Regions from separate parts of the Homo sapiens genome. Here region 1 is linked to region 2. A link is a loop called in an ENCODE intact Hi-C map of the cell type or tissue named here. Cell type or tissue: gastrocnemius medialis. All regions are shown on one strand. Links, peaks and the distances in the headings refer to the core of each region. The heading gives the core; the rest is flanking DNA. Region 1 has its middle 120 kb from the start of GDF10. Region 2 has its middle 150 kb from the start of PTPN20.

The links. Hi-C counts contacts between places; a loop is a spot of excess contacts. Peaks named below come from ENCODE experiments on the same cell type or tissue, not always from the same donor. Only the 100,000 strongest peaks of a DNase experiment are listed, where the experiment ranks them.
Region 1: it touches region 2 in a loop (4-fold over the local background); 1 of 110 quality-filtered maps calls a loop at or near these places.

Annotation. Positions count from the first base shown.
Region 1 is chr10:47,181,587-47,186,966 of GRCh38, forward strand. No RefSeq gene overlaps it. Among named protein-coding and RNA genes, the nearest start is that of GDF10, 120 kb to the right of the region's middle. In gastrocnemius medialis, for the core only: no CTCF peak of the experiment used is centred there; DNase peaks (open chromatin) are centred at 2,027 and 2,295; H3K27ac peaks cover 2,374 bases.
Region 2 is chr10:47,061,704-47,067,083 of GRCh38, forward strand. No RefSeq gene overlaps it. Among named protein-coding and RNA genes, the nearest start is that of PTPN20, 150 kb to the left of the region's middle. In gastrocnemius medialis, for the core only: no CTCF peak of the experiment used is centred there; DNase peaks (open chromatin) are centred at 2,338 and 4,462; H3K27ac peaks cover 2,592 bases.

The sequences.
Region 1 (5,380 bases), core at 93-5,092, 120 kb after region 2:
GGTTGTGTGCGGCCGTGTGGCCCTGGCATGGGCCTGCCCTGCTGCTATACACGTCTGTGTTGAGTGCGGGCCCCCGGGTCCCCAGCTCCCAGAGAGGAAAGACCCTTCCTGGGGGAAAACTAACCTAGAAGTCACCCTCCTGGGGGTGTTACCTGTCTCAGGGGTTGGGTATCCAGGGTGGATTTTCAGGCCATGTGATCCACAGTTTGATTTCGAGTGGCTCATGAGCTGCTGCAGGCAGATGAGTTCTTCAACACCAGCACTGTTATTGAAAAAGTCAAGAGAAGACTGTGCTCCCTGTCTCCCCTTCCTCGCTCCCTGTCCTCTCTTTAACCCGCTCCAATGAGGTGTTCACTCTTACTGTCCCACCAAAAGTGCTGCCATCTTGTCAAACCCAAGGGTCCTCATCTGACTCAATGCCTCAGCAACGTTTTTTAGTCAATCGCTCCATCCTTTCCAAGCACTCTCATTGTGTTTCCACAGAACCACGGAAGACCACAGGGGTCTGCCTGTCTTCATCTCCCTGGCTGGCTCCTTCTCTCCTTCCTGACTCGTTAATGTGGGGGACCAAGGGCTCAGCCCTCAGATCCCACCCTTCATGCACGTGTGCCACCTAGGCATTTGGGCCTGTGGCTTCGAACACCATCTATGCTACTGCTATCCCTAAATTTATCATTTCAGCCCCAGCCTTTCCACATAGACCCAGTTCAGGTCACCATTCAAATATCCATTTGGAGTCTCAAACTCAGTATGAAGGTCACTCTAGGTGCAGTCCCCACATTGCAACACACACCTACTCAAAATATACTCCTCTCTATGCACATACTTTGCTTTCTTTTCTTCCCACAAACTGAAGTTGATTTTTTAAAATTTATTTACTTGTTCCTTGTCAGTCTTCTCTGCTAGATCATGAGCTCTACAAGGAAACAGGATTATATTTAATTTTGCCTTTGTAGTCCTAAGAACTATCCACTCCACTCAACCACTTGCTGGGTATTTAGTAACTGAATGAATAAAATAACACTGACTTTTGTAATGTGAATGTGATTCTCTTTCTAGTTCTCTTTAGATTCCCAAAGGCATGTCTGTAACACTGCTCTAACACATGATAATTTCACTGTTTAACAAAGAGAGAACAGTTTCAATCTGAGAAACTTGGCAAAACAGTGTCCTGCTAGAATTTAATAAACTTGCTTTATTTTCATTGTATTTTAAAATATAGTTCCCTTCTACTTATGGCAAGTATTAATAGTTTCCTATTTATACTTGTGGTATAAAGTTTCCTTTTAAATTCTATTTATGTAGGCAGTATGAGTGGATCAATTTAAAGAAAATATTAAGTAAATTATAAATGGCTGGACATTGGCACTGGATGGCTGAGGGTAGGGAAACACTGCATGGATCTTCAAGTGTCTGGGAGTGAAGGACCAGATATCTTGAGCCAGACAGGTTTTGGACTCAAATAGTAAGAGCCTAATTCATTTAACAAGGACCAGCTCATCTGCACTATTTCAAGTTAGAAAGCATATGGAGGTTGACCAACTGCCTCCCTTGCCAAACAGCTGTCCAAGCCTAGGTAGACATGTAAATATTTGAAGAGGCTTGGATGGGGGTTCGCCGCACTCAGAGGACATAGTTCACACAAGAAAGAGTTTCTCTTCACCCTCCCATCTCACCAGGTGCCCTGTGGGCACACATCTGGCCTCCAGGTGTCCCCCATGTGGGCAGACCCTGGACCTAGAGGGCTTGGTGGCTGGACTTGTCCCATGACATCCCCACCCCATTTCTCACATAGGGAGTCTGGCCAGGAGACTCTGACATAATCAAAGTCTAGCAGCAGAGAAGTTATCCTCGGAACCTGGCACCGCTGGGCCTCCCCAACCCACCACCTGGGCAGAGGGAGCTGACAAAGGCTGCAGTTCCCTGTCCTCACTCCTTACACATTCGTTCCAGATGCCCAGAGATCTGGAGCACACTGCCGTGATGAAACCCAGTTGCAAGAGTCAGCACCGGTCCCTCCGTCCATTTGCCTACAGCTCTGAAGGTACGGCTGGCTGTATGTGGCAAACAGAGCAGCCACGACCACAAACTGCCGGGACTTCACAATTGGCTTTGTAGTTTTGCTGAGGGACTGTCCAGGTTTGGAGAAGTCCTAGCCTATCACAGGTTATATTTCCCAGGCTTCTTTCATTACACAGGGCTCTGCAGCCAAAGAAGACCTCACATTTCTGAGTCATGAAATCCTGTCAGGACGGGTACATGACGTTCCAGTAAGGCTGAAGGAATCAACTCAACATGCAAAGCACAGCCTCTCCCTGGAGCCAAGGAGCCAGGGGCAAACTGGGGCAGCACCTCTGTGGTTGGAGGGCAGAGGGCCTCACACAGAGGAGTCAGGGTGAGGGACAAAATTGGAGGCAGAGCGGTCCCCAGGGAGTGCACAATGAGGCGGATGCCACATGAGCAGGCCCAGAACAATTTTGGTGCCAAGGAACAGGCACCTCTTAAACAGGCCCCACCCTAGAGCAGAGCCCAGCAATGAAATACAACGAAAATAAAGCCTTTGGAGGTGCAGGTGCAGGACAAGCCACAAGAAGAGGAAAGAACACAGAAAGTGCTCCCAGCACCTGAGGTGCCATGTCTTCTAAACTCACTGGCAGTGCAGTGGCCCACCACCCTCAGAGAGAGCCACCTGCCCTTCCCAGGGATGGGCACCAGGCAGCTGGATCATCCCTCAGTATGTTTTATCTCCAGTCAGTGGGTAAGTCTGCCTATAGGCCTTGGCCTTGTTTTATGCCTCTTTGGGCTCACCACTTGTGCCTAATGCCAGATGCATATTGAGTCTTGGGTGATGAACCGGCAGGACTTAACTAGGGAAACCCCCTTGGGCCACTCCCTAAGCTACTGCAGGCTACAGAACTAGATATTCAAAGGGAGCAAATTGCTCTGCCCACACCCCTACTGGGGCTGGGTTGGACCGTTTGGTGACAGGTGGCGTAACCATCCTGCAGAGGCCTCCCCTGCTCTCCAGCAAATGTGGACTTTCCAGGTCCTCACTTCAGAGGGAAAGGATTACTTCTTTGACCTCATGGCTCTGCAGCATCCTCAAGTGGTGCAGCTGGAAAACCAGGGCCAGAGGCTGCAGAGGGGTGACAGATGTCACCACTTCGCTATGCTGGAGTCAGATGGCTGCAGAGGCCAACACCTCTCTGACCACCAGCCAACCCCCTGTGTCTGGGTTACTTTGCCTGGAGGGGGCCACATCGAGGTGCCCCAGGGACACGACCTGGGGCCCAGAATACATCTTGCTGCCTGAGATAGGGTTGCACAGGGCCACCTTGGGCACCAGAGAAGCTATGGACTGTAACACACAGGGCAAAGCATGGGCTACAGCCCTGGACTGTGTCCTGGGTGAAGTAACAGCTGCGGGCCCTTGCCCTCTTGCATGCCATTCTCACGCTCATAGTGGGGAGGACGACCCGGTCTCCTGAGTGGACAGCACCTCATCTGGTGCCCAGTAGTGCCTGGCCCAGGTCCCCGGATCTGAGTGCTTGTGTGCAGGTCTCACCGGGGGCCATGAGCCCAACTGTGCTGCAGCCTCCACCCCTGAGATCGGCTATTCTTGCTGTGTTGGCAATCTTGGGTCTTTCCTGAACCCCAGCCAGGGCCCCGACCCCTGTCCTGCCCCTACCTGCCCCTCTCTCCAGGGATACTGTTTCCATCACCACCTGGTTACTGCTTCTTCTAGGCAGGCCACACCCACTCCAGAGGTGCAGGGCTCTGAGCCCTGCTGCACCTTAACTCCTTTCCCGCCTGGGCCCCTCCCCACCTTCCTCTCTGCGCTTTGGCACACTTTCTCCTGCTACACCTTGCAGCTCTCTTGCCGCTCACCTTCAGCTTGGTAACTTGCAGCGACAGTCAGGAATCACTGTTTTCACAGAGGTTTATGCATTTACATAACCTACAAGGGTGAAGCTTGGGCTCACTCACTCTCAAAGAGCATCTGCTGAGCTAGGTAGTTTCTGTAACTCAGATTTATTAAGGTATAATTTTACATACATAACATTTGTCCTTTTAGATGTACTCTTCTATGAATTATGGCAAATATATATAGCCATGTAATCACCACCATAATCAAGATACAGAGTATTTCCACCTATTATATTTGGAATAATATTTCATCATCTATGTCCATATAGAATATTTCCTGAACATGCCCCACTGTAGTCAAACCTCTCCCCTAACCTGAATCTCCCTGTTTCTATAGTATTGCCTTCCTCAGAATGTCATATAAATAGAATCAGACAGTGTGTTGTTTTTGTGACTGGCTTCTTTCACTTAGCATAATGCATGTGAGATCTGGCCGTGCTACTGTGTGGAATCAGTAGTCCTTTCCTTTTTATTGATAAATAGAATTTCATTGTATGATGTACCATGATTTGTTTATTCATTCATGGAATCTGCGTGGATTCCAGCTTTTGGTAATTATAAACGAAGCTGCTATAAACATTTGTGAGCATTTGTATGGAGTCATGTTTTGCATTCTCTTGGGTGACACCTAGGAGTGGGGTTGCTGGGTTGTATGGCTAGTGCGTGGCTCACTCTACAATGACCTTCCCACCACTGCCAGAGTGCTCACCATGGTGGCTGTGCTGTTTCCCCTTCCACCCACAGTGTGGGAGAGCGCCAACTGCTCCACATCCTCACCAGCCGTTGGTATGGTCAGGATTCCTGTTTAGTCTTTCTGACATGTCTATTGTGTGTGCTGGGTATTTTAGTCTTTTAATGTATTCATTCTATAGTTGGGTCTCAATTCTGTTAATTTTATGAGAAAATGGAAACCTCCCAATATATACACCCCAAGAAACAAAGTGACAATTATCAGTGTATTCCAAAGTGGCCGTTTGACAGGATGGGTGCTTTCGCAATTGCGTTTTGTGTCAGTGGAAGCTCGTGGCTAAGGAACAGAGGCTTGGTCGTTAGATGGACCCAGATGGAACTCCATGCAAAGACCTGCTCACAAATGTTTATGGCAGCTTTGTTCATAATTTCCAAACACTGGAACCCACATGGATGTCCATGAGTAAATAAGCAAATTATGGTACATCAAACAATAAAATGCTACTCATCAATAAAAAGAAAATAACTACTGATCCATACAGCAGTATGGCTGAATCTCAAATGCATTATGCTGAGTGAAAGAATCCAGTCACAAAGACTGCCTGCCGTATCTTCTCTGTCTCTTCTCATGGGCTGTGTGGGACCTTGGAGCAGTTATGCAGCCTTTGCATGGCACCTTCCCTGTCCATCCAATGTGGAGAACTATCTTGACCTCAAAAGTAGACATGCAATTGGGAGTTGACCCTGATGGGTGCCACCCTGA
Region 2 (5,380 bases), core at 252-5,251:
TTGTGCAAGAAGACCCTGAACGATGTTTGCTGTGAGTATAACAACTGTACTGATTCCAGAATTCACAAGAGGAGTTGGAGAATTGGGATGGGATTCTCCACTTTCTTCCTTGAAGCCCACCTTCCCAGATTCCTTCTCTGCTGTGGGGCTTTAGGTCTAACTCTTTGGGAGCAACCCCATGGTCTTTCTGATGCTAAGACTGAGATGTCTTTTCCTTCTTGGACTCCATCTCCTTCCCCTCCTCCAGGGCTTTGTCTGCCGCCTGATCCCAAGAGGGTCCCACCCTGGCCTTGTGCTGGGGGTCCAGTCTTCAAGCTCCCTGAGTTCCCTGCTCAGAGACACCAGGCTTAGACAGTGGGGTGAGCAGATGCTATAAGGGGCCTTGGTAGTACTAGTCCGTAATGACTGAAAAATTATCAGATATTTCACCCTTCCCAGTTAATCCTACGGGCACCCTCTATACCTTATTCTACTGAAAGAATGTCTTTCTCTGTCATCCCAGCCTGATGTGTGTCTCAGGAAAGAGAAAGAAGGCAAAAGGAGAGGAAAAGAAAACCTTCTGCCAGGTATGCCACATACTATAAAAACAAACAGGGATGTATTATGAAAGAGAGTAAAAACTTCTGCCTGAATTTTAAAGATAATAAGTAAGACTTTGAAGAAATTTCTGGATGCCACCCCTTTAGGTCTATGCCTAAATGGCATAGACTGAGTTATGTATTTACTCACTTGGAGGTAAGTCGCTGAAACAGTCTGAAATGTGCTGCCTTCACCCTTCTTAATCTTTTCCTTGCTGTTTTGTAAGTAGTTTTAAAAATGTATGTTTATCAGAGTCATATATGTATGTAGTTTTAAAACTTAAATGGTTCTTCAAGGTTTGTAATGAGAAACAGCGTTCCTCTTCCCACTCCAGATTCCCGTTCCCCAGAGGCAATCACTTTGAATTCCTGCCGTTTCTTCTGGTGCTTTCCTCCTGACTTTAAAATAACAAGTTTAGAAGGCCATTTCTTGATTTTCCAGTTTAAATGTCACGGGATGAACTTCCACCATGGAAGAGGAGGATGTCGCTCTTTAAAAACACCATCCTCCTGTGCATACGTGCTGTCTCTCTGTTTGTCTCAACCCCATCATGGTAGTTACAGCCTAATTTTTGGCCAAATCAATATTTGGTATTTACATAGTTATGACTATGTTCGTATTATTCACAGCTAAACCATGCAGTGCACATTTCCTATTTTGTACAACTTTTTGTTTTACTTGGAATAAACAGTTGCCAAGATTTCCCTTGGTTTAGTGCTGTCTTCCCACTCATCCCTAGACTCTGGGCCAGAAGGGGGCTCTCTTTGCAGTGGTGCAGATGCATCATGGCTGGGCTTCCTCTCCTAGCGACATCCTCCCAGGCCCCTGCCCCAGCACACGTGGTGGTCCAACGGTTGTCTTGGGGTTCTGGGAGTCCCCTTTGCCTTCCCTGCGCTGGGTCTCTAGTTGCTGAAAGATGGGTCCTCTCTTGTTTTTTTCCCTCTCTATAGCTTTCTGAAGAATGTTTTGTACTGGGAAATGTTTTGAGAGCTTGTATGTGCAAAAATTAGTTATTCTACCTTCATGTTTGATTGGCAGCTTGGTCGGAGATTCTTGACCTAGAATTTGAAGCCATGGCCACTAACTTCTGGCTCACAGAGCTGCCACCAGAAGTCAGACACCGTTCTCACCCCTCTTCTTTCATACAAGGCCAGATCCCTCTCTGAAATATTTCGGGATTTTCTCTTTTATCCGGGGAGTGCTCTGGTTGGCGTGGATCTCATTTCACTTAGGGGTTATTCAGTGGGTCTTTTCACACTAGAGGCTGATGATCATTATGCAAAATCTGATACATTTTATTTTATTGTTTTCTTTAATTACTGACCCCCACTCCATATACTTTCTCTGTTCTCTTTTCTAAAACTTTTTCAATTATGGATCTCCTGGGCGGATTCACTTATTGTTGTAGCTTTTCTCTCCTATTGAGGCAGGAGAACAGGGTCTGGAGGCAGGGAATCTAAGATCAATTCACACTGACTTCCTAGAACTAAATTGAGAGGAAAACCCCAACTTTCCATGCCTCAGTAACAAAAGGACTCAAGGCTGCTCCCTTTGCAAATCTTTCCCCTTTTCTCTGTGGCAAATGGAAAATTGAAGGTACCTCTGGTTGGCTGCAGAAAGCAATCAGTTAAGGTTTCTCCAGTTAAAATGAGGTCATTAGGGAGAACCCTAATTTGATATGACTGGTGTTCTTGTACACAAGAAGAGGAGACACAAACATCATGTGATGACAAAGGCAGAGAATGGAGTGCTGCCAGGAACAACACCTGTCTCCACCAGACAGACTGGAGAACTTCCCAATTCATGGGCATTGAGTACTCAAAAGGTCTTGCCTCATGAGTGTGGCTATCATTAGTCCTACACTAAACCCAGCTCTTGTCCTGCCTAATAAAATTTGAAAGCAAGACTTGAAGGGATCAAACGATTTTCAGTTAATTCAACTGCATATAAAAAGCTCAAGAATATGCATAGGATTACAAAAGTAGCTAGCACCAAACAAGGTAAAATTCATAATGTCTAGCAGTGAATAAAAAAAGAAGCAAAAAAATGCAACCCATAATGAGAGACAGTTAATCAATTGAAACTGATGCAAAACTGACATGGATGTTACAATTAGTAAACATGGACAGTAAAACTGTTATTATAACTGCATTCCACATGTTCAAAAAGTTAAGTACAGACATGGAAGATATTTAAAAGATCCAAACAAAAGACAATATATAAGATTTAAAATACACACGATGGAGTTAATATCAGATTAGGCATCACAAGAGACTGGTGATCTTGAAGATGTAGCAATAGAAATCACAGAAAGAAAATTTTAAAAAGTCTTTGGGCCAGGTGCAGTGGTCCAGGCCTGCAATCCCAACACTTTGGGAGGCCAAGAAGGGGTGGATCACTTGAGGTCAGGAGTTCAAGATCAGCCTGGCCAACATGGTGAAATCCCCATCTCTACTAAAAATACAAAAATTAGCTGGGTGTGGTGGCAGGCACTTGTAATCCCAGCTACTTGGGAGGCTGAGGCAGGAGAATCACTTGAACCTGGGAGGCAGAGGTTGCAGTGAGCCGCGATTGCACCACGGCACTCCAGCCTGGGTGACAAGAGTGACGCTCCATCTCAAAAAAAAAAAAAAAAAGTCTTTAAAAGACTCCCAGAGCATCAGTGAACTGTGGGACAATTTAAAGTGGCCTAATTTACAGGTCATTTGAGTCCTCAGAGGAGCAAAAGAGAGGGTGAGAAAGAAAAAGAACTGAAGAACTAATGGTCAAATATTTTCCAAGTCTGATGAAATCTATAAACCTATTGTAATAGTTTCCTAGGGCTGCTGTCACAAAGAATCATAAACTGCGTGGCTTAAGACAACAGGAATGCATTCCCTCTCAGTTCTGAAGGCTGGAAGTCCAAACTCAAGGTCTCAAGGTCCATGCTCCCGCTAAGGCTTCAGGTAAAATCCTTCCTTACCCCTGAATCTAAAATATAAGCTGAAAAACAAAAACAAATAAAAAAGAAACCCATTGTTTCATGTGTTTTGTTGTCTTTGTGGTTGTTTCAGACAATAGTATCTCTCTGTTCCTTGCTCGAGCATCTCGACTGGTAGAGAGAATACTTACTGAAGGATTTTAAGTAGAATACTGATGTAGTCATGCTTGTGATTCTGGAAGATGACTTTGTCAGTCCTGTGCAGGATAGACTGAAGGTAGGGATGGGAGGGATAAAGAGGTCTCAAACCAGGACAAAGATAGCAGGCATGGAGAGGAGGGGGCTTTATGGTAATTAGATAGTGATGCTTCTCAGCAATCCAAAAGGAGGAGTGCAAGTAGGATTGCTTCGGCAGAAGCGAAGTGGTGTAGTTGCTGTGAGTGTGGAGTCAGCCAGAGCTGGATTCTTTGCTATGTTGGGAAAATTATTTGGTGATTCTAAGCTTCCAATTGCTCATTTATAAAATGGGAATCATGATAAAACCCACCTCCCATTATTATAATGATTGAATAAAATAAAGGGACAGCACACAGCATATCTCACTTGCTCAACAAATGGCAGCCTCTCCTGTGGTTGGCCTTTTTGCTGTAGTTATCATCTCCTTCCTCATCTGTCCATCATCTGTTGGTGCCTTCCATATTTCTATTCTTGTTCACCTTGATCATGCTCAAAGCCACTTACATGTTCAGAAATACAAATTGGAATCTCCAAGATCTGCCGCCTGAGGTGTGTGCCCACACACTCCACTGTCTGATGGGCCAGAAGTGTATCCCCTGGGATATGAACTCTCACCTCTGCTTCCTTCCCCACCCTGCTCCTTGCCCTGGGCCCCTGCTCGAAGTGTGGGACAGTTGTCATCAGCTACATTAGTCATCACATTAATCTATTTTCTTCCTCTCAGCCCGCATGTCCACAGTCAACAAACTGTGCCAGTTGTCCTCTTAAGCCCATGCTCACCTGCTCCCCCTTCTCCTCCCGTGCCCATGTCTAATTCCAGCCTCCACAGGTGTCCCCTGGACTACTGCTACAGCACCCTAGGGTGCTTCTCTGATTGGCTTTTCCCTTCATCCACTCCATCCTCCACAGTACTCTTTCTTCATTTTTAACTTCTCTAACCTTTATTAACATTGACCATACACATATATAAATACATTGTCATTACAAAAGATTCATATAGCAGTGAAGTTTACTCAATAAAAAACGTGAGGCGGGTGTGGTGGCTCACACCTGTGGTCCCAGCACTTTGGGAGACTGAGGCAGGTGGATCATTTGGGGTTGGGAGTTCAAGACTTGCCTGGCTAACATGGTGAAACCCTGTCTCTACTAAAAATACAAAAAAATGAGCTGGGCATGGTGGCACATGCCTGTAATCCCAGCTACTCAGGCGGCTGAGGCACGAGAATCACTTGAACCCAGGAGGCAGAGGTTGCAGTGAGCTGAGATCACACCACTGCACTCCAGCCTGGGTGACAGACTGAGACCCTGTCTCCAAAAAACACAAAAAAACAAAAAACCTCTCCTCACATGTACCCACTACCCTCCCAAAGGTAACCACTACCTTCCCAGAGGTAACCACTGGCAACATTTTGATGAGAATTCTCTAATTATTTTTTACATATTTATATATGTATGAATATATAAATACATACACACACGCATACATATATATTTGCTTTTTTTTTTGTTTTGTTTGAGACGGAGTCTTGCTCTGTCACCCAGGCTGGAGTGCAGTGGCATGATCTTCGCTCACTTCAAGCTCCACCTCCGGGGTTCACGCCATTCTCTTGCCTCAGCCTCCCAAGTAGCTGGGACTACAGGGGC